Linked DNA regions of Homo sapiens: regions 1 and 3 are each linked to region 2. Evidence: chromatin loops called from intact Hi-C (ENCODE). Cell type or tissue: heart right ventricle. All regions are shown on one strand.

Region 1 (8,000 bases), 460 kb before region 2:
CCCAGGACGTGGGCTTCCTATTTCTTAAGAGTCCTCAACTCTAACATGAGCTTAGCAATAGTGTCCACCCCACCGGGGGGGGGGGGGGGTTGTAAGGACTAGGTTAGTTATTATCTGCTTTATAACACAGCTTGGCACACAGTAAACAGGAAGATGTTATTTATTAGCCCTATTTCATCTATTTCTTACAAAATAACAAAAAGTGATCGTTATTAACCTGGCTTAACAGCTGAGGAAATAGGCCTGGAAGAATTAAATCACCTGCCCAAGGTCACATAAGCGGTATTGAAAATAAGCTTTGCATCCCTCATTCTCTCCTACCAGGTGTGTGCTCCTCACAGAAGCTTCAGAGGGGCACTCTGCCCTCTGGTTAGGAAGGCCTTTGTTTTAAAGGGCTCCCCTCATCTCTCAAGGCTAAAGGGCATAACAAGACAAGACATAAGGAAACAAAACAACAACAATGAGGGAGGGAAGTCCTGGGCAACCACGGTAGTGCAGAGGGGGTATGGAGTGGGCAGGGTCACCCCCGGGGGTAGTGCTTGGGCTTCTGGAGTGGGTGGGACAGTAGGAGCAGGGTTTAGCCAGATCACGCTCAAGATCCTGGTGAAGACAGACAGATAGAAGGGAGGGGTGAGGACAGAAGGGAGGCTGCTGAAATGGCAGCGATGAGATCACTGAGGCCTGGCCAGCACAGCCCTTGCTGGAAGAACAGAGGCCACATTCAAACCAGGGCCAGGGGAGAGGGCAGGGGCTGGGGAGCATCAGGCTGGAAGAGGAAGGTTGCCTTAGAAAAACAGGGGTCAGATGGATCCGAAGATGCGGACTGGGTGAAATCAGCAGCTGAGACGCAGCAAGCAGGGCCCTGTGTGCCCAGGATCTGTGTGGAAGGAGGGAAGAAGAGAGATGTTGCCATGGTTCAGGTTGTGAGTGGTCAAATATTAATCCTGGCCAGATATTAAAAGGACAAAGTGCTGAATCAATAATTAATAATTACTGCATAATCAATAATTAATCACAAGGAAGAACACTCAGAGTCAGCAGGCGAACTCTTGCTCATAGCTGGGGTGAGGTGGGGTGGGGAAGAGTTGGTTGGCAAAAAATCAGGACCCCTGGAGGGGCAGGCATGTACCTGCCTGAGCTACCCGAGGCCCAGAAGGCTTGTGGCCTCAGGGAGAGGAGAGCCTCACTGCCAACTGCTGGAGCGAAAATTGCAGTCCAGAGAACTCTGCCTGCCAAAGACAAGACCTCAGTTCTGTATTTATTGAGACTGCTGCATCCATCTTGAGGAAAAGTTATAGTGGAGACCACGAATCTGGGGCTTCAGGAAAGTTCTAGAACGTATGCATCACGCACCCACTCATCTCCTACACTCCTATTTAGCTGACAGGGAATAGCTGCTTAATTGAAGCTCTGCAAAACAATTAGCACGAGCGCCACTCTTAACTTACCGTATTAACAGCTCAATATTTCTATCTCAGTGGGCCATCTAAAAGTCAATACTGGCCAAAACACAAAGTTCACTGTTAAGTATAGTCAGTCTTGGGTGATGCAGGTTGGTCTCAATGCCACACACGTGCACACGTGCGAACATGTCCACACACATGCACACACTTGCACACACATACACGTGTGCTGTGGGGCCACTCTGCCAATTCAATGCCAGGCTTTTAATCCTGCTTTGGAAATAAAAACAGTGGTACAGTTCCTACTCTGAGACTGTTCTCTTCTAGGAAAATAACATGTTTTCATTCCCTCTGGGGAATTTTCATGTGCAGTTATTTCTCTCTATGCATTCCTAACAGCCCCTTGGCTGTGCTCCCCAGGCAAGCAGCCCCCGGGGTCTCCTGTCCTTTTCCTGCTAAGCCTTCTGTCAGTCAACCAGATCATTCCTGGGTCATAGCTCTGCAATTAGGTCAAATGCAAAGTAATTCTGTCATTATTCAAAGTAAATATAAGGTAACAGATGCCAAAATATAAACACAACACATATCCTCAAAATGCTTTTACTCTCCTCTGAGGTGGATTATTTGTACAACTATTTTCTACTTTAATACATTCAATCATGAATATTTTCAACAAAGCCAGGTCAATCTGGTAACTCAATAGGTTATAATCTTCATAAACTGAATCCAACCACTCTATCTGGATGTTTCAAACCTTCATACTTTCCAGAGCCATTACAGCAAAAATAAAACTTTTTAGAAATTTTAAATGCCATACTTTAGAAACAACTGTAAAATGTCCTGTGGGGTTCATTAGCATTTTATCTGTTTAGATAATAAAATCAATTATGGTTCTCTGACTTGTAAGCTTCACTAAATTCTAACGAAGAGCGACAGTTAAATCTTCCAAACAGGGGTTTTAAAGGTTTGATTCAAAAGAAGACAATTTTTCATATTCTACACCATTTTTTTTTTAATTACTACATTAAGATACGACTGAAATCACACTGAGTTCTTACAAGCATCCCTATGGCGTTTATTCTGTCAGCTGGTCTACCTCAGTAAGGACTCTGTGTGCCACCTCTGTGGGTGTGGTCAACTGCAAAATTCTTGTCTGGTCCCATGAATCCAAGTGGATCAATAATCACCCATTTGTGAAAGGCCTTCTGCCACGTAACAGAAGTGGGAGAAACAAGTAAACAAATGCTTCTCGCAGTGAATATTCAGATTGTCTATTTAATGTTAACTTGACGCCAAAATATTTTCCATGGGGCTGCCCCACTGGGAGGAATAGTGAAAGGTGAAGAAAAAAATAATTTTATATATAAAATTTCACTTCAGACGGATTTATAAGAATGTATTTTCTGCACAAATATAGGTCAAACAACATGGCTGTCAATCATGTTATTAATAGTTATTTTCCTTCTTTAAATAACCCAGTCCAAAACTGGGTATTAACTTTGCCCCAAATATTTGAGTAGCTTGTCTGATCTCAAATTCACATCTCATCTAGTTTCACTGTCATTAGCAAACTGAGGCTGGCTTAGTTTTAAAATAGATATAAACTCAGCGAAACACATTTGCATCGGGCTTATAAATCATCACGAGTAAATGTCTTCCATGCAGCAGGCTAGGTGTGCTGACTAGGAAAAGGCAAAGAGGACAGAGAAACTCCGGGGACAGAGGATTTAACTTCTAGCACCATCTCACCACCTTCACCAATACATTTCTTAGTTTACAGCACCATCTAGTGTCTTCTTTACATTGTTTAGGGATTAAAGATGACACTGGATTCACTTTACTAAATGATTTGGCAACATAAGGACATGTTATTTGCACCATGTGTTTAGGACGTGTCCATTACGATCCCTTCTTCACAGACCTACACAAGCTTCCATCAGTGTGCGATGCCTTCAGAGCTTTCTCCACTACCCCCTTCCCCCATTTTCATATGGAAGATATACCCTGTTAAGTCATAAACAGCTGGGGTGGGGGTATATCATTAAGTCAAAGCAGATTCAGTCCCTAAGAAACAGATAAATGGCACTTTACATGAAAAGTCTCTAACACATGTGCAAAAGCCAAAGTCCTTACACATTTCTATCTAGAAAAGAAGTGAAGGTCAGGCTGCAAAAGTGTTTTCCACTAGACCATGTTCACTTGGCAAGCAATTTCTGTTAACTTCTAACCAATTAAAACTTTGTGCAAATATAACTTAACCTTCTACTGAAACAGCTTTCTGAACAACAATTTATCTTCTATTCTCATGTATTCTAGTCACATGCACTTAATTTCCCATATATAGAGTTTGGACATAAGTAAGTAGAATAAGAAAACCAGGTATTATATGGTTAGAGTATTCTTCTCTATCATATTTATGGTATTTAAAGATATTCAGCAAACACAAAAGCAAACCACCTAACCACAACTCCAAATAAAAATACAAATGGAATCAATGCTTTATTTCACGGGTTCCTACACACAGGCAGGATTTGAGGCAGAAAATAAAATCCCTAGAATTAGTCTGTCCAGCAAATGCATATAAATATCCTTGTACCTAGAAAGAGCTACACAGTCATAACTCTTGGCTTTCAGTGTTTATAAGAGAAACTTCCTTCTCCCAACCTTTGTTGAAAATGGCATCCTCTCCTCTCTACCCAGCTCACAAAAGACAAGGGGAACCACCATTTTCAGTCTCTAGTAATTGAGAAAACACATATCAACAAACTGATGAATTTAACAATTTGTAAGAATATACGTTTTTTGGTTTTTCATTATGTACAGACACATCTGCAAAAGAGTCGTGGCCTATGCTAATGGGCAGTGGCAGGGCTCCAATCAGTGCTGGTGCCTATGGAGACTCAGAAGTCTCCACTCCGACTCCCAGGACCCACAGGCCACATGGGCAGAATCGCCATCCAAAGCATATTCAAAGTTTGTGATGACATAAAATGGGACAAAAATAAACATATATCCTGGGCATAACATAGTTAGACAAAGCTAAAATCACAAGGATCCTCTCAGTCTGCTGAGGCTACACTCACTTGTTCCTGATTACTATTTACAGGTGGTTTCTTAATTATTTTTCTTAGAATGTTTTTTTTCTTCTCCTAAGACAAATGCAGGCTAGTGTATCCAGGAAGGCTGCATGCATATTTAATCCTATATCCAATTCCCTGAGGGCAGGGGCATTGTCTTCTGCTACCTTGAAACTCCATCCAGACCCTCCTCCAAGAAGATCCCAATATGACTTACAGATCCAGGGCCCTACTCAACAATTCTACAGATAACACAAAATATGGAGACTACTGATTCTCTGCTTTCATAAAATCTGTCCTCTGCTCTCCTTAAAGCTACATTTAAATATACACATTCTTTCTAAATAAAGCACTACCCCGCCCTTTGAGTGTTTAAGTATCTATGGCTGCTATTTAGATTCAAAGCAACTAAGAAGCGACTGAGAGCCAAATCTCAGTCTACAACCACGAAGATGAGGCACAGAGCAGGCACAGCTCATGAGCTGCCTGGCAGGGTGCAGAAGGCTGGGAGACAAGAAGGGGAGCCCCTCCACGGAGAAGCCTCCGGCTCTACCCCAAAGACTACCATCGGATATGCAGACAGCCCTGAGCTGCATCCCTGGCCCTTTTGGACTTTAGGCAAGCTGCTCCAGTCTTCCGGCCTCCTCTTAGTCCCAACTCGAGGGGCGATGGTGTTTATGGCTCCCAGGATGCCGCCCGACCTTAAGGCTCTCCAGACCCTTTCTTCTTTGTTTCCTTGAAAATGTGACTGTTAACAGTGGATAGAGAAAAACCTGTATTTTACAAATGAGCTGCTAAAATCATATCTCCCTTGTGGAAGGAGAGAGGATTCTTACAACGCAACAACCAGGAAATGATTCTGTTGCCAGAATAATCTGGTTTATGAGCCTCTTTCCTCTGTGTGCACACGGAGCCTGCCATGAAGCACTGAAAAGACTGCCTGGGCATCTGAGTGTATTTGAGTTTATGGGGCTCCTTCAAAATGCAAAAGTAAACATTTGACATGCTTTCTTCAAGTTTCCATTTGCATTTTTCACGTTTCACGGGGGCTGCACCCTTGCCTTCCATGTGAGGTGTAACTTCCCCTTTTAAGTCATTTTGCCCTAGCCTTCCTGCTTCTGCGCCTGGTAGGAGTTTAATTTCACCAGCCAGGGCTGCCAACCTAATAGAATTTCTGACTCTGGGTGTGTCAGTGCTGAGCAGAGGAGTCTCTGAGCCCCGGGTTGATGAATCCTGAGTGTGTCAGGTGATCCTTAGAAGAAACAGAGCAGGAGATGGTAGGGGGCTTTGCTTTCCTTGGCTGGAGGCAGCCCTGCTACCCACTCAACCCAATGTTTCTGTTGCCCCCCAGCACTGGCCACCTTGGGAACCAAGATATTGGGAAGGGACCTGAAGGGCATAAGGGAATCCAGAGACTCTTGAGAAGGGATCGTAGCTCACCTCAGAACGCCTGGAGCAGTTGGCTAAACACAGCAATTTTAGGAGCCCCTGACCCCTTTGTCCAGAGTGTGGTGAGTCACTCCAGTGAGGAAGAGAGTTTGGCAGGTGGCAGCCTGCCTTGGCATCTGTTTGGGTAGATTGCTAGGCTCTGCTCATTTTGGCCTACACCTCTGCTGACGTTTTCCCCAGGCTCTGGGATTTAGGTGGGAAAAGTCATTAACGTGCCCTCAGGCAGGGTCAGAGCCATGATATCTGCTATTTGGTGTTTTTGGGTAAGTGTGTGAAAAGGATTGGTAACCGTATTTGAAAATCAATGATCATGTCGGCTCAACATCACCCGAACAAAGGGATGACCCTCATTTTTGCTTTTTATCTTTCAGGCCTTTAGTATTTCCAGTTAAGTATTTGACAAGTTAAAAACCAATATATATACTACTTTGTTTCTGTACTTTTTGGCTTGTCACTTTATAGCAGTGGTTTGAAAAGTTTTAAATCAGAAATGAGTATTTACACTTTGGAAAATATATTTGAATCAGAGAGGAAAGGTGGCCTAAGGAATGAGATTTCATGACAGAAAATGGTTTTTATTAATTAGTAACTGTCAGCATATATTTTCTGGTCCAATTCAAAGGGGAGGGAAACATAAATCTGTTAAATCTCAACGCTCACACTGAAATGTTGCAATGGGGAAATTTGGGCTTATTCATATTCAATAATTAAATATCTTCAAAGCTTAGAAGAAATACAAATTTGTTTTTCTTTCTTTGTTCTATTTTTAAAAAGTAAAAGCAGGTATATACCCCCCAAAATTGAAAGTAGGGACTTCAACAGATAATCGTACACCCTTGTTCACAACAGCACTATTCACAACCCAAAGGCGGAAACAGCACAAGTGCCCCTCAACAGATGAACAGATGAAGAAAATGTGGCACATATACACACAATGGAATATTATTCAGCCACAAAAAAGGAAGGTGCCTCTGAAACGCACTAGAACTCAGAAGAACCTTGAGGACATAATAAGCCAGTCACAAAAGGATAAACACTATCTGATTCTGCTCATGGGGTCCCTGGAGTAGTCAAATTCCTAGAGATAGTGGAATGGTGGTGGCCAGGGGCTAGGGAAGGAAATGGGGTGTTATTTATTTGATGGGTACAGAGTTTCATTTTTGCCAGATGAATAGAGTTCTATGGATGGATGGTGGTGAAGGTTGTGCAACCATGTGAACGTTCTTAATGCCATTGAAATGTGCATTTAAAAATGGTAAGGATGGGCTGGGAGCAGTGGCTCACGCCTGTAATCCCAGCACTTTGGGAGGCCGTGGCGGGTGGATCACCTGAGGTCAGGAGTTCGAGACCAGCCTGATCAACATGGCGAAACCCTGTCTCTATTAAAAATACAAAAATTAGCCAGGTGTGGTGGTGTGCACCTGTAATCCCAGCTATTCAAGAGCCTGAGGCAGGAGAATCGCTTGAACCCGGGAGGTGGACATTGCAGTGAGCTGAGATCATGCCACTGCATTCCAGCCTGGGTGACAGAGCGAGACTCCATCTCAAAAAAAATAAATAAAAAACAAAAAATAAAAAATAATGGTAAGGGTGGTAAATTGTGTTAGGTATATTTTACCACAATTAAAAATAATAATTAAAAAACAAACGCAGTTTTTAAATTGAATTGTTCCCAGGTTACCCTCCAGGTGATGCCAAGCAGATTGGCTTGTTAAAGGACCAGGACAAGGCTAGTCATTTCCTAAGTTACACTAAACATAGATTCCTCTTCCTAGAAAAATAAGAATTTTCAGTATAAATGTGTATGCTTCCCCACCAATCCTGCAGAACATGGCAGGTGGGATTTTAAAAAACTGTTTATCTTTAATGACACATGCAAAGTGCCGCCGCCAGTGGAGGCTCATTAAATTAAACTTATAAAAATGTAGAAAGTCTATCTCCTTTTACACACAGCTGGGCCAACAGCCCCTCACCCATTTCCCCAGGACAACTGGTAGCAAAGGCTAAAGTCTAGGACAAACTTCAGAATCAAATGCAGATAGCCTGGCGGCCAGACAACTGCAACTCAATC
Region 2 (8,000 bases):
CTTACATCCACCTCCATGGCAACAGGGAGGACTCAGGGAGATGCAACTCAAGATTTATTTAACCCTGCAGGATCTAGAAGACTAAATGAAGCACAGGAAGCAAACCAGAGAAGGGATTTTGCTATTCACAGTTCTGGAGCTGGAAAGGTGTTTTGCTGGATGGCTGGTTTGTACAAACACCCCCAGATCCAGGGGGAATGCAAACCCCATCTTTCCTCATCAGTAGTCACTTAGCATATGGCCAGAGCATGGACACTGGGACCTTCCACACTGTTCTGTTTCCTCATCCATAACGTCTGCTGACAGTGACTGCACATGCACACACTCACGCACATGTGCACACACTCACAAACGTGCACTCACACATGTGAACACACATTTTGGAGGATGCTTAAAGCTGTGGTAGTCAAAGAACTACACACCTGTACCCATGCCACCTGCTATCTCTAAAGCACACATGCCCCATCTGACGTCCCAGAAACACGATGTCCATGGCAGTGCATTCCACAACCACATATCTAATTGCTTGTCTTCATTCCACCCTGTCTAGACATGGAACTCCCAGTTCCTCTTGTCCTCGGTCCTCACCACAACTATGCCTGCCTGACTGATCAATCAATACTGCTGTGAATCCACCTCTGTCCTGTAAGTGCCCTGAGCACTTAAGGAAGGTCTGTGCAGAATACTCCCTTAAAAGAACTTTACAGCCCCCTTCCATTTCATATTGATTTCAGGTTTTAATTCATAATTTTTTTTGCTGTCATAAGCATCCTGGACATTTTGCATTATCTATTTTTTAAGGTAAGGAATGGGAATAGACCCCATAAAGTAGGTACATCCCCATCTTTAAAATGGGGAAAAATCCATTTCCTTCAAAGTTGTTACAAGCATTAAATGAAGTAATTTAGATAAAGCACATTAGAAGTGTCTAATATATGTGGTTTCCTTCTTCTCTGATACCTATTTTGGGTGGCCATGACCTCATGAGGGCCACACTGAGATGACCTTGAATGGCAGAAAGTCAGAAGGCGGAAGTGCACCCCATCCCAGTCCTCCTAGAAGTTCTGATATTGATTATCTTCAGACAATGGGCTCCTCATGAGGCCTTCATCTGTGACTCTGGAACTTAACTGAATTTCAATAGAACAGATGATTTTTCTCCCCTAATTTGCTCTACACAATTAACAAATATCTCTTCCCACCTCCCACAATGCTCCCAAGGAGGTCGATTGCAGGGTCCAGTGGTCCTGAGCCACCAGACCCTCTTCTCAGTTCTGCTACTCAACAGTGTTTCTCAACCTTCAACCCATGGGAAGCCAAAAACTTTATGTTGTCCAGCGAATACTTGTGCTTCATTTCTATCTTCTTTCCCTACTTTTGGAATTTGTGCGCAGAATTTAGAAAGCAATCCACAGAATAATGTGGGAGGAAAACATTGTGAAGTATTGAGTCCTTTAAAGTCCTGACTCATATCAATACGAAGTCAAAGGGAAAACCAAGAGCTTAATGCATGCAGTCTGGAGTCAAAACAGCTTGGCCCCCCCTATTATCCCAGTTTCCTTGGTTGTCTCCTGCTACAAAGTGGCAAAGTTCATGAGGGACAGGCCACTGCTTGCCTGCAAGAGAGGTTTGATTTCCTGTCCAAGCTTGTCAATATATACATGTTTTTAATATCAAGTTCTTTTTTTGTAGGGAAGTGAGTCATAGCTCTCACCAAAGGTTGGCACCAAAATCCACAGATGTTGGCAGTCATGATCTTATCAAATTTTCTCAGGAGTTGCAAGTGCAACCAGATAAATCATTAAGAAAAAGCAATGAATAACAGAAAAGAAAACTAAGCAAACAGAACCTTCTATCTCAGGCTTCATGGGACTTAGGTTGGTGGGATTTAAACTTCCTCCAGGCCAGCTGCTGTCATTCAATGGATAGTCGAATTCAATGGCGCCCACCAAAGACAATGCAAAACTCTCTGTGTCCATGTCACCACACCACTGATAGCCAATTAACTCCTTACATTCAGTGTAAAACATCAGTGATTTGACTCTCATACGCGCATCTGGGGAGAGAAGACAGGAAGAAGAGGAAGCTAACCGTTTCCAGATCTGAGTGCCAGCTCAAAATAAAACCAGTATCATCTGCCACAAGTGCTTTTGACATGGGTCCTAATTTTAAATTTACACACACACAAACATTTATGTATGCATGGGTGTGTGTGTGCGTATATATATATGTACATATTTGATTGCTTCTGTTTAAAATGTACTCATCTCAGCAAAGCTTATTTTCCTTTTATTTGACTTTCATTGTGACGACAAAACACTACTCCACTGACAGGGACAAGGAGCTATGCAGATCTAGCACCAGGCAGCAGGGGCACGGCCCTGACAGCACAAGTGCCCCATAGAACCTGATAGGGCACTGAGAGTGCAGGGTGTTCCTGGAATACTTTCAGGGCTCACAGGTACCGCAGAGAACACGTTGTCTCCCTCGCTCATTGACTTATAATTGATCAGAGATCAGTACCAGACAAGAAGCTGAGCATGTTCAACGTAAACATCCCTATTTCGAGTCAGCACAGACTGCCATGGTCCATTTCCCTTTGCCAAAATTCTTGAAGATATCCTCACAGAGCTGCCTCACGAGCACACCCATCACACAGCCTAAGATGGATCAATCTGTTCATACAACAAAAAGGGGCTTGGTGTACTTCAACCCCTTACTGTACTGCACAATACACTTCCAGGGACAAACAGGAGATGCTGTACCTGAAATCTTTCTGTTTAAATCGATTTAAAAAAAAAAAAAGAGAAATGGTCATTTTGTTTCCATTTCTCAAAGGTGTCCATCCTACAAATACAATTATACCTTGACTCATTTAATCAAGTCTACTAAAAGCCTGAGTAGATCTTTTGACATGGCTATTGAGGAATTCAGATGTTGATTTCTGTTTCAAGGTTAAGGGATATGTTTTGGTTACAATAAGTATACTCTGAGCTGGCAATCAACAATCCTCTCAGCAGAGGCTCTTCTAAATGGGATCAGATCCTCTTAGAAGGACATGATGTTTGCTGTTTTGATGGTGAGAAAAACTGAGGCCCAGACAGAGCTACTCAAGATGGCTCTGTGCCCTAGTGATATAATAAATTAGAAAAACTGAGGCCCAGACAGAGCTACTCAGGATGGCTCAGCTCCCTAGTGATAGAATAAACTAGAAAGATGAAACTAGAAATATGTTCCTGTTGCTGCCTGCAGCCTCCTCTCCTTAGACGATGCTGCCCCCTTTTGAAAGGCTTTACAACTTTTTTTTTTTTTTTTAAGGCTTTGTTAAAGAATCGAGTGGGAGGGAAGATTCCAGAACCTGTTATCCACACTGGCTTTTCTTCAGATACAGGTGTTGACAGGACTCAAGGCAGAACAATGTGACATAAACCAGATGAGGCGAACGGGCACTCCCTGGGGTCTGTTGGGCAGAGCAGCTCAGGTCTGTCAAAGCTCCTGGTGAGGTGAGAATGGGGAGAATGCTGCTTCTCATCTGTGGTGGCTGGCACAGTCTTGGGTAAGGGCAAGGCCAACTTTCCTTCCCAAGAGGGTGTTCTCTGTCTTTGTCTTTGCATTTCCTTATCCTCAGGGCACAGCCTTCCTGACAGACACTCCTTAAGCTGAATCCCTGAGCCAAATCCTGAGCTGTCTTCTGGCATCCTGGAAATCCTGCACTGATTCCGAGGAAGCGGCAAAGAAAGAACCATGAAGCATGCCAGCTTCATGTGAACTGATCACCATGAATGGGCAGGACAATGGAACTTAGGAATCTCATTTCTAGAGGGTGAGGCGAGTAGGAAATGATCGCTCTTTTTTGGCCAAGTACCCCATGGAATGCCTGGGGGATGGCATTTTAAGTATTTAGAAGAAGAAAAGTGGCAGAAGCTATTTGGTCTGGATGCATACTTCAGCCAACAAAATACCGTGTCACACAAGCTCTCTGATGGTTTCTCGCCTGGCAAGACATTTTCTTAAAATGAGCAAACAAAGAGTATCCAACTGGTATTTGATTTTTTTTTTTTTTTTTTTTTTTTGAGACAGAATCTGTCACCCAGGCCGGAGTGCAATGGTGTGGTCTGGGCTCACTGCAACCTCTGCCTCCCTGGTTCAAGGGATTCTCCTGCCTCAGCCTCCTGAGTAACTGGGATTACAGGAGCGTGCCACCACGCCCGGCTAATTTTTGTATTTTTACTAGAGACAGGGTTTTGCCATCTTGGAAAGGCTGGTCTCGAACTGCTGAACTCAAGTGATCCACCCGCCTTGGCCTCCCAAAGTGCTGGGATTGCAGGCATGAGCTACAGCGCCCGAGCTGGTATTTTATTTTCCCTTAACATAACTGGAAGACATGATTGAAGGTGAGCTATCAGACAGTATTTCAGTCTTATGAAGCAGGACCATCTGCCAGGCATTTGAATGTTTAGAATGCTTAACAATGACAATTTCAGAAAGGCAGAAGTTTCTGAAAAGCTTGTAAATTAAAAGGAAATGAGCCCCGGGGTGCTTCAAAGATGGATGACATGCGATGTGTGTCCTCAGGCAGGCAGGATCCTGTGACAGTGGCCACAGCAGACCGCAGAAGCTCATTTCCAGCCAAGCCAGGGGGAGGGAGAGATGCAGTGCATGGTGCAAACTTCATCAGGGCAGGTGGAGGAGGAAAAGTAAGAGGAAGGGCATCAAAGGGGAAGGATAAGGCAAGAGAATGTTATGAAAAGTTAAGTCATAATGTGCAGCATAGTGACTGACCAGAATTAAAAAGCAAGGAGTGGGGGCTTGGCAGCAGCAGAGAAGAGCATCAGGGAAAGGATGTTCACAGGGCATGCCTCAATCTGCATGCGTGTGTGTGTGTCTGTGTGACTGCTTGCGGTCAGATGCGAGATTTCAGCTGAGGCAAACTCAATTAGATACAGTTTCAGGGAAAAATGAGGTTCCAACTTATAAAAATAATACAATCCTAATGAAAAAGGGAAGGTTTTTCCCTCTCAAATGCACATGTAAAATTTGCCATAATTTATGTGGTGACACATTTTGAATAACTGACTTATAAGTTCAGTTTTCTATACTTCATCAAGAGTGATACTTTATGTGTAGCCCTCCTCCAGATAAATGGATTTCTCCAAACGAAACCAAGTATTTCGTGTTAAGTGGGCATTCTGTTAATGAGCATTTTAATAATACCATGGACTAGATCAGGAAAGGAATGAGAAACTCGGCTGTAGATGTGCATGGGGCAGGTCTGGGTGCCGACTGAAAGGGCACCACTACAGGACACAGAAACAAAACAAAAAAGGGAACAATTCCTGTGCAATAAATATGATTGTTTCTAAAACGTGTACCAAATCAGGAAGGCTTCCCTGTAACTCCAGGTAACTGAGTCATGAGTGGAGGAAAAAAGCTGATCAGATTTCTTCCTTGGCAAAACTTCTTTTCAAGAAAAGTAGGATTTATTTTTTAAGAAGCAGGAAAAGTAGCTGTGTGGTTCAAGAGCCTCTCTTCTGGGGGAGCAGACTAATTCTCTGATGCACTGTTTATAATGTTGCCCTCTCTAATCTTCTAAGGGACTTACCATTCATCACTACCTATATGTAGCATGCTATAGAAGAGGGTTAAGAGGGTGGCCACATAATTTATTATCCAAAATAGAACTATTTTTCAAGTGATCTAAAGTAAGCCTAATGGGAAAGAATGCAGTGACATCAGCATTGCTGGGACTGTCCCAGGCTAGCAGAAGTGTGGTCTCTCCACCTGGGCGGCATGTGAGCTGACACCTGCCAGGTGCAAAGAGAACAACTAAGCCGGTTAGGGAGGAAATCTAAACTCCAGGCTCAGAAAATGGTGATAGATTCGTGTGCAGACATGTATTTTACATATATGAACCCACTTGACCCTCATACCAGCTCTATAGGAAGGTAATTACATGGTCCTCATTTCACAGCTAAGGAAACTCAGGTACAGCGAGTTACTGGTTGCCCAAGGTCACACACTAGGAAGTGGTGGAGCCAGACAGGCTGGCTCTGGGGCAGAGGTTCGAAAACTCAGCTGCACGGAACTCCCTGGAGCTTTAATGATGCACACACCCAGGCTGCACACCAATCCAAGCATATCCGAAACCCCGGAGCCAGATCAAGCATTGGCTGTTTTCCTTTTTTAAATTATGATAACAAAATGTGTGTAATAACATAAAATTAACCGTGTTAGCCATTTTAAAGCATACAATCCGTGGTGTTAAGTACATTGACACTATCATCCAGACATCACCACTATCTAGTTTCAGAATGTTTTCATCATCCCAAAAGGAGACCTTGTACCCATTAAGCAGACACTCCCCAATCCCCTTTCCCCACCCCAGTCCTGGACAAACCCCAGTTTGCTTTTAGACTCTATGGATTTACCTGTTCCATATGTTTCATATAAATGAAATCAAACAATATATGATCTTTGTGTTTGGCTTTCACTTAGCATAATGTTTTGAAGGTTTGCTCACATTGCAGCATGCATCAGTATTTCATTCCTTGTTAAGGCCGAATGTTTGATGTATATACCACATTCTTATCCACTCATCTGTTCATGGGCATTAGAATTGTTTCTACTTTTTGGCTACTGTGAACAGAGCTGCTACAAGCATTTGTGTACTATTCACTTGTTTTTAATTCTTTTTTTCTAGACAGAGTCTTGCTCTTGTCGCCCAGGCTGGAGTGCAGTGGTGCGATCTCAGCTTACTGAAACCTCTGCCTCCCAGGTTCAAGCGATTCTCCTGCCTCAGCCTCCTGAGTAGCTGGGATTATAGGTGCCCACCATCACGCCCAACTAATTTTTTGTATTTTCAGTAGAGACAGGGTTTCACCATGTTGGCCAGGCTGGTCTTGAACTCTTGACCTCAAGTGATCAGCCCGCCTCAGCCTCCCAAAGTGCTGGGATCATAGGTGTGAGCCACCATGCCCGGCCTGTTTTTAATTCTTTTGGGTATATTCCTAGGAGAATTGTGGCTCATATGTTATTCCTTTTCTTTTTTTTTTCTTTTTTTTCCGAGATGGAGTGTCACTCCTGTCGCCCAGGCTGGAGTGCAGTGGCACGAACTCAGTTCACTGCAACCTCTACCTCCCGGGTTCAAGCTTCTCCTGCCTCCGCTTCCTGAGTAGCTGGGATTACAGGTACCCGCCACCATGCCCAGCTAATTTTTGTGCTTTTAGTAGAGATGGGGTTTCGCCATGTTGGCTAGGCTGGTGTCAAACTCCTGACCTCAGGTGATCTGCCCACCTCGGCCTCCCAAAGTGCTGGGATAACAGGAGTGAGCCGCCACACCTGGCCTGTTATTCCTCTGTTTAACTTACTGAGGAACAGCCAAAGTGCTTTCCACAGTGGCTGTACCATTTTACATTCTCACCAGCAATGAACAAGGGTTCCAGTTTATCCACGTCCTGGCCAACATTTGTTTTCCTTTTGTTTGAACAGCCGTCTTTCGTGTGTGTGAAGCGGTGTCTCACTATGGTTTTGAACTGCACTTCCCCCACTACTAATGAGGTGGAGGCATCTTTCCGTTTGTTTACTCCCACTAGGCATCTGTGTTTGGGAATCAAGAGTGGGCCCCACCGCTCTCACCTTTGCTCCTGACCATCACAGCACACTGCCCAGGCTGGAGGTGGCTCATTTTTATTCTCTCTTAAGGAACAGTGCCTTAGAGCATCAGCCATCAATATTTTTACTGGCCCCAAGCCCCATGATTTCATATGCATGGGTTTCACATGCAAGGTGCCAGCCTCTGAGCAGCATCTGTGCAAGAGCTGCAACTCCATCCTTCTGTCTTCTTCAAAAAGTGTATCAGAGAGGGAATAATCATGTTTTCCAGGTGAAACTGAATGGCTTTTGTCTGTTTAAGTAAATCACTCACAAATTTGGGTACTCTATTATTAATTAACAAATAATTAATCAGCCCCTCCTTGGGGCTCCCTTGCCACCTCCTTTTA
Region 3 (8,000 bases), 70 kb before region 2:
TAGGATTTGTTATTAAAACCTATATTTTGCTAACTTTCCCATTCGATGTACAGTACTGTCATAAAGTAATATATATAGTTGTGTGCATGTCTTATGTACATATACACATATACATACACATACGCAGATTAAAAATGATGACTAAGGGATGCAAGGAAACTTGAGGGTGATGGATGTTTATTACTCGATGGTGAGTGATGGTTTCATGGTGTATACAAGAGTCGAAACTGATTATATTATATACTTTCTTTGTACATATGCAGTTTTTTGTGTGTCAATTACACTCCTATAAAGCTGTGAAATATAAAAAATAGCATAAAACCCAGAAATCCCCATCAATGTTCTTCCTACACTTCACTTTGCAATATTAAATGGAGACTTGTAGTTTTCCTACTAGAAGCTAAACGTCTCAATTTATAACCATTTACTATTATTTTATATTTATTGAACTTAAGTAACTCACTCTTCACATCTAAGGTTTCTGCTATGGAGCCTGAAGACTCCAAATGTAGGCCACTTGTGCAGTGAGTGACAGTTCCAGCTCATCAAAACGTTGCCCTCGGCCTGATCGCACCCAATCCTCACTAATATGACAATGACAATGTAAAGGGGCAGAATGGAGCCAGCAGACATGAAAGGTAATTTGCCTTCTGGGGCATTCCCTGCACAGCTCTGCCAATACACCACTGTGGGTGCAGATTCGGGGTTTGCCCATATGAGAGACCAGGTAGGAGAGAGAAATGATTGAGAGAGAAGGGCCAAGCGAAGGGCGCAGGGATGAGGCAGAAACAGGCCAGAGATACAAATATGCTTACTTCCACCACCAACTACACTTCTCTTGTTGGAACAGCAACTCTGTAAGTTTGTGCTGCATCTGCCTCTCTGGTCCTCTCAGGCTCCTGACTATAGGACATAATCACTTTCCCTTTAAATTTCTTTTTGGAAAAACATGAGCCTGAAAATACTGGATTCTTAGCCTGGGTGTTAGCTGTGGGATTGGTGGGCTCCGCAGTGCATGGCAAGTGCCGGCCTGTGCTCAGGGAGCACCTGCTGCCAAGCTATGCTCAAGGCTTACTTGAAGGATGTGAGCCCTTTGGGAAGGCTCTTTACACATTCCAGGAAGAACCAGAATTTCAAGCCAAATCTGACTTTTAATATTGGCAACTTTACCTGGCAGAGAGGATGTGTGTGTGGGCTAGACATGGCAATCTGCCATCCATTTCCATCCTGTGGTTGATGATTTGTGTGATTCAGGATGTCTTTATATTCCTCCCTACCACTTCTTATTCACACAAAACATACAAGGAAAGGATGCATCCACTCTTTAAATCTTGTCCCTTATGGGCCAAAGAAGAAAGTATGATAGATACTGACTATTCCATTTGCGTTTGGGTTTTATGTTTTGGTTATTTTTTCTCCTCACTTCCTGCCCTGAAGCCCTGTAGCAGATTTATCAACCAGGAAACAGTGTGTCCAGTCTAAATAATCTCAATAGATCTAATCTCTTTTGGGGGGGTTTCTTTTTCCCTTTACTGAAAAATATACTCAGAGCCTTATTTTATGCAGCTTCGTTCACGTAATAAAAGTTTGTTATTTTCTTAATAAGAAGGAAAAAGAAGGGTTATAACATAAAGCCTTTAAGGGTAAAATCAACACAGAAGTAACAGTAAATTTAAATCACAAAACTTCCAGCAAAGGGAGTTATTCGGCAAAAGGGTTACCAATTATGCGTTGCTATTGGTGACAAATAAAGCAAAGAAACCAAAAATATACAGATAACTCCTGAGCCTCATTTTATTTAATACTTGAACCTCTGTCTTCACTGAAGTGTTTGAAGTTTGCTTGTTGTCATTTTACCATGGTGACTAATAAGGTGCAAAAGCTATTTTGGGTTTTTCTCCTGCTCCACATTCCTTGGGTATGAAGGATGAAACAGTTAAAACACACACACACACACACACACACACACACACAAAATTCCGAGAAGCCAGAGGAAGCAAGTGCTCTGTATGTGGATTAATTTCTGGGTCTGGATAATCTGTAATTGGTTATGATGACTCAAGACATCTTGAATACTTGTTTGAAAGGCCCTCACTTTCTCTTGTAATTTTTGGAAGATGCACTCTTATCCCTATGGTAGAAAAGTTTGTTTTGTTATGGGAAATGTTAGTCTGCACGTGGAAACGTTTTGAATTACATTACATGAGCTATGGAAGTTGTGAACAAACTGTATCATTTTATGGATCCAAATTAGCATGAAAACTGTGAAAATTAACAGTTGATAAGCATCACAAACACAGATGCGATGTGTGACTGATTATAATGGGTGCTAAAATAAAATGTCAGTGAGTAAACAGTAACGACTTTTCCAAATTGTTTCATCTACAGAACTAGGAGTATTTATTTACAAGTAAGTGATTTTAGAATCATATGAAAAGGTCAACAGTACTGGTAAAGTGAGATGGCAAACATTATCATATAAACTAGCTTGCATTTTATAAATCACAGCATGCTCAATTGTCCACTGGCAACATGGTCTCCAGGGTGAAACTAAGAATTTAAGCCAACTATAGTTGAAAAATAATGCATAGTTTTTCTTTTACCTTAGCATTTGCTACAGAATTGGTATTCCCAAGGGATTCTTCATGCTCTCAACTTGCCTGCACGTCTCTAGTTAGAAAACGTGAGCTACCATCTTTTGTGGATAGGGTGTATGACATGATGGAAAAAAGAAACAGACATGGCTTATAAGGAGGAGAAATGACCTGTAACAAGGGATGGGTTCTAAGCTGAGTCAGAAATGAGAAACTTTCTGAAATGCAAGTGCTTTGGGAAAAAATGTTTCACCTAATTAATTTATCTGATTCTTAGAAGGCTCTAATGTCAGCACAGTGCCAAGTCACATGTAAATCTACAAAACTTGTTCATCAAATGGCCCTTCATTCTATCCAACATCTATCAGGCCATCTCTCATGGAGATCACTAGAGTATTGTCAAAGATCGACCACTCATGTCTTTGGCTAACTTTATGATCAAGTAAATTGGGGGTGCCATGTTCAAATTATATTCACCCCCTGTAAGCTGACTTAGCCCTATTGCATTTGTTTTCCCCCACCACATACCTCTGTCCTCTATTTTTAATTGAGTTTGATATACTTATTGCATCATATTTGCTGCCTCTCGAACCAATAATTCTATGAGCAGTATCACTTTCCCCTGTTCCAAGGATTTGCCTAGAGATTTTGTGTGCCCATCTTTCTTCAGCATAATAGCTACTTCTTACACAAATGCTTATTGCTGTAATTATATACAATCTTCTACAATCTTTAAGTCTGGGCCATAAATCCTAATGCTTTCCCCAACATTCAGGTAAACATTACCTTTTCTTGTTTAGACTTTCCCCATTTAATGATTTGAGGTCAAATGACTGCTACTTATCAGACAAAAGTCCTTTATTTCAAAAAAAAAAAAGGCCCTTTCTAACTTGTTCTATGTTTCATTGTGAGTAATTTCTGTAACTTTCTGTTTTTTTCACCAATACATAGCACTAAATTGGTTATATATAGCTTTGGCTTATATTTGTTTATTATTAATACCAATGTAAGTTGTGATAATTCCTTCATTAGTCATAGCTAACATTTTCATTGTGATCAGCCAGGCAACAATCCTACATGTCAGGAATACTTACTGATTCTTTTTTTTTTTTTCCATTTTGAGCAATAACATTTAAAAACATCTTTTAGAGAGAAACATGACAAGCTTCTCCAGTTCAAATGCATCTGCATAATAAAAGTTAATCAAAGCAAGCAAGAACTAGTTGTCTTTTTATCTAAACCTTGAATTTTAACATATGACTATTTTTACCTACTCTGCCTGTCTTGGGACAATGCAGTTGAGGTGACTAGCTCTTCGTAACTGGGTGAGGTTGTGTGACTGCAGAGGGATCTCACACTCAAAGAGGAGCCAGCAGCACCTCTGCACAGACATGGTGGTCACAACCTCTGGCATCTTTATCACATGTACAACCCTTGTGACTAGTACTTATCAAATGGAACCATCTTTACTTCTTTTCATGTGCCTGGGGAGCCACAGGTAGTAAAATCCAAGGCCAGAGGTCACGTGCTTGTTATTCACTCTTATAGCCCACAAAACTGGTGTAATACCTAGCATCAAGTAAGTACTATGTCACTGTTTAGTGAATAAATGGGTGAAGAAATGAATAGAATAATGAAGAGAACAGAATAATGAAGAGAATCATAATATAGAATAATGAATAGAACACCCTTCTTCTCCCACTTCTTTCTTTTTAGTGAACTATGTAAAATGGCAAAGTACACAGTAACAGGAAAACCTCAAAAACACAAAGACATTGGGTCCTATGTATCATTGAATGGATAGTATATATAAGTTGTGAGTTCCTAGTAACTACATTTATAGTTCATGTTTTTAGGCACTTAGTTTTACCAGGTAGACAGAAAGTTTCAGTTCTATCCAAATTGACTATACTGGTCAATTTATGGATACAATCTAGTTTTAAGAAAAATTGGCAATAAATTCTGGAACTGAATATCCAATAAGAAAAACATGAATTAATAATGAATTAAAATAAAGCAGAGTTCTTCACAGGAACATTTCCAAGTATCAGTGAATTTCAGACAGGTGAATATTATCAACCTAAAATTTGCATATAATTTACCTCCTTCAAAAAAATATAAACCTCAATCAAACAAATCTCTGTTATTAATGCATTTATATGTAAACCCCAAAGGAAGTAAATTCTGGGTATACAATGAGCCCTTTTATCCTGAAAGGAGGAAGAACAACAGGAAAATCAGAGCCAGGGCAGAAGAGACACTGGGAAAGGTCCGAGGTCAGGAAGAGGCCCGTCCATCAGAAGCGCTTGGCCTGAGTAGGGAATGACGCACAGCAATAAACTGCGGGGGGAAAATAAATGGCAAAATGTGAACGCACACTTGCGGTGAAATAAATATCTGCCATTATCATTCATTTTCCAGCCCCTGGAGATTTAACACTGCATAGCAAGCGTTCTATCAGCCAAAGCATATTGTTATTGTTTTCTTCCTTTCCATTTAGTCTTTTTGTATGCCAGCTGTGGAAAGGGCCTATTGATCCAACAGATATGATTCTGCCTCCTGTAAGAACCATATCATAAGCATCACTTCCCTCATGGTTGGTCTTTCAGGTTGCCACATAAAATTATTTGGATTTGGTATGAAACCTAAGGTCCTTACAAGCCGAGACACGAAGCAGCTGGTAGGCAAGTCATTTATTTCTTACCTCTTGAAAAACAGTCTAAGTTACTTGTAGAACTCCAGAGGAAAACAGACCATATGGCTTTGTGATGCCCTCAATTTCAGTGTATCCCATCTTGATAATGGTGACACTGGGCAGGCCCCACATATAAACTTAGAGAATACTGGTTGATTTACTGAGTTGGAGATGGATATCAACTCCAAGTACCTGTGGAGCAAACTCCTCTTGAGTGCTGCTGTTTTCTCTAGTGGGAGACTGACCTGTGGTGCAAAGGGCTATTACATGAGAGTAGCTTTAAATCTCTGAAGGCCTTGGGGGAAAGGGATTAAAATAAAGAAGGGCCATGCCTGAGTGCACATCAGCACCCAAAACCTCCTGAGACAAACAGTTTAGAAGACTATTGTCATAAGAGAATGCCTGATTCATAATCTCTATTTACTTCTTAACTAGTAAAACAAGGTAATGATTTTTTTTTTTTTTTTTTTTTTTGAGACAGAGTCTCGCTCTGTTGCCAGGCTAGAGTGCTGTGGCGCGATCTCGGCTCACTGCAACCTCCAACTCCCTGATTCAAGGGATTCTCCTGCCTTTGCCTCCAGAGTAGCTGGGATTATAGGCATGCACCGCCATGCCTGGCTAATTTTTGTATTTTTAGTAGAGATGGGGTTTCACTATATTGGCCAGGATGGTCTCGATCTCCTGACCTCGTGATCCACCCGCCTCAGCCTCCCAAAGTGCTGGGATTACAGGCGTGAAGGTAATGATATTTAATAACAACTTCAAACCATTGTTGAAAAATCAAGATGTTTATGCCTTATTTCTGGGAAGGACTCAAATTTATATAAACCCAAAGAGAAGTTCTTCAACATGGTTTTTATACGTAACCTGAGTACATGCTACTAGTTAAAGCTCAAGGAAACAAAATACAGTTGTGATTATTTGCATCAGCTTAGGGCTTGAGCACTCATGAAAATCAAAGAAATCTGTTCTCAGGTTTCTTAACTAAATAATATTACTTCTTTTCACCATTTCTATTCATATTTGTTACTACTTTGCAGTGGTATTTTGGTAAATGGTTAGTAACCAGCTCTTTGGAGGAAAAAGGTATAAATAGTTATAATCAGTTTTACTTATATAAAGGATAAGTAGCACAAAATTTATAAGTAATAATAAAATGCATAATACTATTTTTTGTAAATTCTGTATTACCAGTTGATTCTCATAGAATGCTTTCATTAATTTTTCCCAGATTCTTTAACCTGTAGCCAGTCAATTATTACCGTTAACAAAGAAGTATAACTTCAACATGATGGCATCAGACAGTAAGATGAGAATAAAACCAGAAAGATATATGTTGGAATTTTACTCATTTGTCAATCCCATGAATGACTTGGCTGAATTGATCATGGTTTTTGGAAAATGGATGTACAACTCAATTTTTTCTGCTATTCACAATGTATTGGCTACAGATATGACATACTTTTCTATTTAATCTGTATTATTACATTTCCCAATCACTGTCTTATATCTAGACAATTAACAAGACCAATCAATATCTGATTTGTAACATTTGCTAATTCCTATGCTATAAATAGTTTCTTGATGGTTGATTTCCTGCTATTGACATCAGTCACTGAATGCGGTGCTGTGAAGAGATGTGTAGTAGCACACTATGATATATTTTTACTATTCTAAAGCATTAAATCCTACAGATCCGATACATGTAAACAACCTCAAGAACACTGAAATAGTAATGAAATGTACTAAAATAATTAGGAAGTGATGAGTTTTTAGTATTTGTTACCTCTGTTTTTAATATTATTTATTTAATTGTATGTCTATATAATTTACTTTTTAATAGTGGATCTGTTCAGCCATTGGTTTGCAAAATTCCTGAAATTTTAACGATCTGCTTTTATGAGCTGGCAAAGTGCTGTTCTGTTCCACTGAGTTGTCACTAAGTTCTTTAATTCTCTCAAGTTAGGGACATTGTACCTTGTAAATAAAAGACTAAGAAGTAATTAGCAAAAAGAAATAGGCTCATAAGGTTTTTTTGAAAAGCTATATATAGATCTATTTTGATTCTCACTACTTCACTTCTAAGCTACATCCAATCTTCAGTCTATGTTGGGTTGACTTAATGGTTTTCAAGGTACAATAGTAACAGGTTAAAAGTTCAGTTCCGTTTTTTTCTAATGTACTTTTGAGTAGGGACAGATTCTGCTCCCACAGTTGACGATTTCCTTCCATTTTATGAAAAGGCCCATTTGCTCACGACCCACTTCCTGTTTTCCTGGATGCCATGCCTGCCCCGTGGCAGCAGGAACAGCTGTGTGGCTGGCTCTCCTGCCAGGGAAGGAAAGTGGCAAATAAACACCAGCCAAGGGCAAGAATGCTTCCCAGGGCTTGCTCTGAGCTCCACACCTGTAGTGTTTCATGGGTGTTTCCCACAACAAACAGGACTCACAGAACTGTGTTTGTGTCACAAGCTTTAGAACTAACTGCTTCGTTTTGAAATAGGAAAAGTACTTAGTTTGGGCTCAAATTTGAGAATAAGGCATTAGGGGACTCTAATGAGGACTGGTCCCAACCTAAGGGCCATCAGCCAAATTCCCGTCCTACCTTCTCCAGTTCCACGCCCTCTGCTCAAGCAGCACATGGCTGTTCACCGAGCCAGCAGCCCTTAGTGAGCATCTGGTCCCCAAGTGTAGAGATAGGATTGTAGCCAC

Evidence for each region. A loop is a pair of places that touch in the nucleus more often than their neighbours do. Peaks named below come from ENCODE experiments on the same cell type or tissue, not always from the same donor. Only the 100,000 strongest peaks of a DNase experiment are listed, where the experiment ranks them.
Region 1: a loop joins it to region 2, with 4 times the contacts of the local background. A loop is called at or near these places in 40 of 110 quality-filtered maps.
Region 3: a loop joins it to region 2, with 3.0 times the contacts of the local background. A loop is called at or near these places in 29 of 110 quality-filtered maps.

The regions. Positions count from the first base shown.
Region 1 is chr7:50,676,262-50,684,261 of GRCh38, forward strand. The region is part of intron 5 of GRB10 (growth factor receptor bound protein 10); the gene reads right to left. Among named protein-coding and RNA genes, the nearest start is that of GRB10, 100 kb to the right of the region's middle. In heart right ventricle, CTCF peaks have their summits at 1,160 and 3,188 (motif pointing left); no DNase peak of the experiment used is centred here; H3K27ac peaks cover 2,384 bases.
Region 2 is chr7:51,138,335-51,146,334 of GRCh38, forward strand. The region is part of intron 5 of COBL (cordon-bleu WH2 repeat protein); the gene reads right to left. Among named protein-coding and RNA genes, the nearest start is that of COBL, 170 kb to the right of the region's middle. In heart right ventricle, CTCF peaks have their summits at 3,275 and 3,477; no DNase peak of the experiment used is centred here; H3K27ac peaks cover 3,736 bases.
Region 3 is chr7:51,068,452-51,076,451 of GRCh38, forward strand. All of the region lies in intron 7 of COBL (cordon-bleu WH2 repeat protein), which reads right to left. Among named protein-coding and RNA genes, the nearest start is that of COBL, 240 kb to the right of the region's middle. In heart right ventricle, no CTCF peak of the experiment used is centred here; no DNase peak of the experiment used is centred here; H3K27ac peaks cover 2,255 bases.